Regions from separate parts of the Homo sapiens genome. Here region 2 is linked to region 1. A link is a loop called in an ENCODE intact Hi-C map of the cell type or tissue named here. Cell type or tissue: HCT116. All regions are shown on one strand. Each heading gives the region's core, and the rest is flanking DNA. Links, peaks and the distances in the headings are about the cores only.

Region 1 (2,921 bases), core at 204-2,703:
CAACTGTGATGAAAATAGCAACTTACCTTTGGGCTAGATGTTTTCAGATTATGCTTAAATAACCGTGGTTAGAAATTTTTCAATGCATGCTTTCCTGCCCCACGCAATCTCCCTGAATTTAGCTAAAATAATCAGGCACAGGACAGTCTCAAATAATGATTAAAATATGCCATGCTAATAAACAAGGTTATCTAGAATGCAACCTCGGTGCTTTAAAAACAGATAGAATAAACCTCATCAATAAGCATTTTCCTAAATATCTCTTTGTGTTATATCAACCAACATAAAAAAGGGAAAAACATAAAAGTGTCCCTTTATAAATGATATTATTTCCAGATAAGAAAGTTGAAACAAAGGTTTGTAAAGTCTCCTGAACTATTCAGTTTAATAACCAATTATCCCTCAATATTACAAAATAAAATGACTGGATCAATGTTGACTCTTCTTTGATATCATTTATAAAATGCTTTGATATTACTTACTAAGTTCCCTGATAACTCAAACAAGGTAAAATTAACACTTTCATTTTCAGTTATTGCTATTTTAGAAGAGGATTACCACTTTCATTTAGATGAAACTGTTTTACCAAAGCCTCCTCAGATCCAACACAAAGTAATTCTTATTGCCTCACATTTTAAAACAGTATTATAAATGATCTTTATAAAAAGGTTTAATCCACAAAACTGGAAGGCTTTTAAAAAATGTCTTTTTACTCAAAACTGTATCACAGTGCCCTTGATTATCTAATAGATAAAAGGGATTTGAATTTCCTCTATGAGAACAGAACAGTGGACATATGGTGTGCTTTGTCTTCCCCTCACCTTTATCTTTATAGCACACCATTTTGAGACCAAAACAATCAAGCATCTACCATGTTCCAGTCCACATTAACAGAGGATTTCTGATGCTGTCCAGTGCGTAGTGTACCGCCTTGCATATTCACCACATGAAATAAACATAATATACAAAATATTGCTGCTGTAAAAAGTGTACATTTCCCTCTTCCCCTTACAAAAAAATCTGTGGAAAAGTATTAAATTCCCTTACCCTTCATAAACATACAAAGCTGTTCACACCTTTCAGTCTGTAACAGTCCATTTGAAACACAGTTCCAAAATCATTACAAATTGGTTATGTCATTGCATTTTCTGTCCAATGTTGCCATCTAGAGTAGAAATGTGAAATCAAGAGTATTTTTGAGCTACTAAAGCCTTTTATAACTAAACCACAAAGGCTGCTTACTGATGAAACAGCCACTTATCCACAAGGTTTTTCCAAAAACTAGATGGAATGGAAGGATCTCTTCACAGGGAGGTGTCCACAGTGCTGAGGTGACAATATGGCTGCTAATAGATACTGGCTACTGGAATGTAAGTACTTTTTCACTGCTGGTAATTTCCATACTGTCCCTAAAAGATAAATTTAAAAATATAATTAGATAATAGTTTGACCATAACAGGCAAAGAAGATTACAAACGAATCATTTCTAACACTGTCATACCACAAAAAAGCAGCCGTACCTACAATAAACAAAATTTTTTTATATCGTTAGGTATACAGTATCACCCTGTAATTTCTTCTGATATTATATTCAATTGCAAATGAATTTCATAGTCCAAAATATGCTAGGGATTAGCAAATGAGCCTAGAATAATACTTGTCAGAGTGGGAACTTAAATGTTTAGTGAATTTTGTTGAATGAATTGAGCAGGCATTGAGTGAGAAGTTCTAGTTCTAAACTCTGATGTAATATATATATTAGGGTGTAAATCATATGCTAGTGTGACAACTTTGTGAGTGTTTAGCTTGTTATAATTATTACAAATGAACATCAAGGGTATTTGCAATAAGTGGCAAGTGAAAATGGAAAGGTATGTGGGACATAAAAGGTAAAGAACCTTCTATCCATACCAAAATAATTGAGCCTTTCCCTGAGGTCAACAAAGTTCAGCAGAGGTATTTAGACAGGCCACAGGGACATAAAATCAAGGAAAGCTGTTTTGTGTTGTCTGTTTTGTTTTCTTAATAAGGTAGACTTGAAGACCCTCAGGATGACAGGATGAGACAGAAAGGGAATATAGACAAAAGGGACATGATGAAGCAGCACGAAGGGACATGATGAAGCAGCACAATTCTGTGAGTGGGGGTAAACAATGTCCAGTATACATCTGTTCAGGTTAACTTTTGGAGAAGATAAGCAACATCTTTTCCTCTAAAACAGAAGGTAGAAAAAAAGAAAGACATACTATGAAATATGTATTTTATTACAAATTTCTTAAATGTGTTTAAAACAGATGTTCATAAAAGCACTAATTTTCAAAAAGCATGACTCACTGGAAGCATATAATTAGTTAACTGTTTCCTTTGGCTAAACAACTCTCTCTCCACGTCACAACAATATAACTCAAAAACATTCTAGACTTGAAATACTTCTCTACCATAAGAAATGGTACCCTAAAAATCTACATTTCCACAGAAGTAAATACACATGATAATGTGTTGAATGTCACCATATATATGATGGAATAATGAATTAAACAGAATTAGGGATTTTATGGGCCAGGCATGGTGACTCACACCTGTAATCCCAGCACTTTGGGAGGCCAAGGCGGGTGATTCACTTGAGGTCAGGAGTTCGAGACCAGCCTGACTAACATGGTGAAACCCCGTCTTTACTAAAAATACAAAAATTAGCTGGGCGTGGTGGCGCACATCTGTAATCCCAGCTACTTGGGAGGCTGAGGCAAGAGAATTGCATGAACCCAGAAGGCGGAGGTTGCACTGCACTCTAGCTTGAGCAACAGAGCAACTCTGTCTCAAAAAAAAAAAAAAAAAAAAAAAAAAAGAGATTAGGGATTTTACACTAGTGTGTTTTACATAGTTATATTCAGCTAAATTTAAATCAATGATCATCTTGAAGG
Region 2 (2,921 bases), core at 298-2,797, 96 kb before region 1:
TGATAGGAAGTTCTAGGAATTGATTCAGCCTCTCGCAGATGTCAACTTGCGGAGTCAATATCTCTATGATTCTCTTGCAAAATTCACCTCTTAAAAAAAAAACCAAAGCAGTAGGGAAGCTTCTCCAGATGGGAAGTCCCGCAGATCCCCAAAAGCTCACTCATATGCCCCTTTTGCCCCCAGTGTACACATCACTGGCAGCACCTGTCAGACTGTACTGTGATTTTTCAGTTTTCCTGACTGTCTTCTCCATCAGCAACAGTGAGGGCACTCCCATCTGATTTCTAGCACCAAACACATGCCTGGTGTACGAGGAGGCCCTTAATAATTGCTCTTTGGATGTCAAATAATGGTAAGCAAGTGGAAAGAGTTAGGGGAGCCCAGGCACTTTGCAGCATCCTTTTGGTCCTGCTCAGAACCTTGCAACTAAGTGGTAGAAAACAAAGGGGAACAAAACGGTAAGGAAATTCTGAAACACCGCAAGACCAGGAAGAGTGCACAGAGACACGGTCATTGCCAGTCTGGGCCCAATGCAAATCCTGAAAACTTGAACCCAAAGATGCTCAAGCTGCCAGCGGAGGTCTGACCACAGACAAAACTGAATGTTGTGCCAAGGTAAGCCTCAGTGGACTTCACATCAGCGTCTGGCTTCCCTTTGACATATCCCAGGAAACATGTTAAAAATAAGGGCATCCTTCATTCTTCTCTTTCAAATCTCTCAGGACGGCCCCTCCCCAAATAAATTGGACTTTCTTTTTTTTTTTACTCTCCTTCTCCAAAACCAGCCCATGAGGATCCTTTACTGACCTTTGAAAGAAATTCTCCCCCTCTTCATCTTTGTCCTTCAGGGGTATGCTTCTATCATAAAGACTTTACTCGTGATAGCTATAGCCCAGATTTCTGCCTTGGAAACACAAAAACCAGAGACCAGAGTCTACGGCAGATGGCGAGGGCTGCCAGAGTGAGAATTATGGAGAGAGAAACAAACATCAATGCAAAATTATCTTCTACCACATTTGTTATTCTGGTAGATCTGAGCATTCCTGCAAAAGAAACTTACTCTTCCTCTACATGTCCCCAGCAAACTGGGTCTCTGCCCCAAATTCAGTTTTTTGGAACAGTAACTCTCTAGCAAAATACTCCATGGTACGGTGGGTGCTAGCTTCCCCAGGCTCAAGTAGGGAAGCCCTTTTGCAGAGCCAGTTTCTTGCCTCAGTTATCTGGGGATGGCTTATCTAGGAGCCCGTCAGCTTCTCCTTTCTGCATTTACTGCCCCATCCACCAGAGGGAGTCTGGCACCAGACTAAAGTGAATTTTGTGCGAAGGTAAAATGGACACCCCGTCAGTGCCTGGCTTCAAGATGGTAGCCATGAAGGCAGCGAGTTCCCTTGTTCAGATCTCCAGTCTGCTCTCTTCCTCCTCAGTTGAGGCTGGGTGAGCACCTTATGCAGGAGGTGGAGAATTGTCACCTGATCTTCCATTCTCAGGAATCAAGAGACCACATGCTATGATCTGTCTCTCCTTTCCCAAGACCACCCCGATTCTACCTTAGTTTGGTCAGTGCCAGTGGCGGTGCTCTAGAATATGCCATGAAAAGTTCACTTTTTTCTTCCTACAAGAAAAGCAAAAGGAAGGAAATTTGTGTTTCCCTAAACTCTTGCAACGCTCTTCAAAACATTGTCCTTCTGAGCCTGGGCAGTGTTCCGCACACTCCTGCTTCAGTGTCTGTCTCTCCGACTCCAAGGCACAGTCCCCCACCCTCAGCAAGTGCCCTAGGCCACTGCAGCAAGGTGTGTGCCTGTTTGAGTGTCAGGCCAGCTGGGGCAAGCGAGATTCCACCTGCACATCCGAAATGTCTGAGGAGAGTGAAGGAGTGAAGGACGTCCCATCCCAAAATGTGTTGAATTGGTATACTGATTATTTCAAGTTACAAACGTTGGAGAAACTGTAGTTTCAGAAAGGGCTAACTGACCTGTCTCTTCCTACAGGCAGCAAACCATAAGGATTCCTCTGGGAGGCCGGCACGGTGGCTTACACCTGTAATCCCAGCATTTTGAGAGGCCAAGGCAGGCGGATCACTTGAGGCCAGGAGTTTGAGACCAGCCTGGCCAACATGGCTAAACCCTGTCTCTCCTAAAAATACAAAAAAATTAACTGGGCATGGCGGCACGCCCCTATAGTCTCAGCAGGAGAATTGCTTGAACCCAGGAGGCAGAGGTTGCAGTGAGCCTAGATCGTGCCACTGCACTCCAGCATGAATGACAGAACAAGACTCAGTCTCAAAAAAAAAAAAAAAAGCAGGAAAAAGAAATCCTGGATCCAGCTCCACCCTGGACAAGTACAAATCGTGGTTTGTACCTCTTTATTTTCATTCATTAGCTGTTTTTACACTAATTCACTTAATGCCTGTATTAAAACCACATTATTGTAGGGTGGTAGGAGTGCAGTCCTCGTAAATTTGGAATCCCCAGGTTGGAATCCCCAGGATTATGTGTAAGTTCTGAGGGGGGCCTCACAAAGTGCTAAAATGTTTGGTCACTATAGGAGGCCATGAAGTGTTCATTCTTCATTCCTTCCTACCTCCCATCCCCCCACCCTGGGCCCACTTGTGTCTCCACAGATGCCACAGCACTTGTGGGGGCACAGGAACCCCTTGCTGTTTGGGTGCCATCTTGTTCGTGGTCTGTTCAGGCTAGCACTCTAGCCACCTCTCCTGGTACTGCCCCCGAAGTGGGGGCACAGAGCCCCCCTCCAGCACCCACCAACAGCTCTGCTCTCCTCCCTTCCCCTAGCCATCCCCTCCACTCCCTGGCCCAAGGGAGTTGTCTCTTACTCCAAGAGAAACCTCTCCTCAAATCCTATTCCACCAAATTCTTAACCTCTATCCCAAATCTCAGTTCTATCTGAGGCTTAGATTTTGC

The links. Peaks named below come from ENCODE experiments on the same cell type or tissue, not always from the same donor. Only the 100,000 strongest peaks of a DNase experiment are listed, where the experiment ranks them.
Region 2: a loop joins it to region 1, with 2.3 times the contacts of the local background. A loop is called at or near these places in 4 of 110 quality-filtered maps.

Annotation. Positions count from the first base shown.
Region 1 is chr18:26,016,972-26,019,892 of GRCh38, forward strand. It overlaps SS18 (SS18 subunit of BAF chromatin remodeling complex), which reads right to left. Exons shown (of 11, transcript NM_001007559.3): 11 at 1-1,409. The coding sequence ends at 1,383. Among named protein-coding and RNA genes, the nearest start is that of SS18, 72 kb to the right of the region's middle. In HCT116, for the core only: a CTCF peak has its summit at 1,175; a DNase peak (open chromatin) is centred at 2,306; H3K4me3 peaks cover 167 bases; H3K27ac peaks cover 677 bases.
Region 2 is chr18:25,920,475-25,923,395 of GRCh38, forward strand. No RefSeq gene overlaps it. Among named protein-coding and RNA genes, the nearest start is that of SS18, 170 kb to the right of the region's middle. RefSeq lists an enhancer at 1,364-1,463. In HCT116, for the core only: a CTCF peak has its summit at 1,280 (motif pointing right); a DNase peak (open chromatin) is centred at 1,317.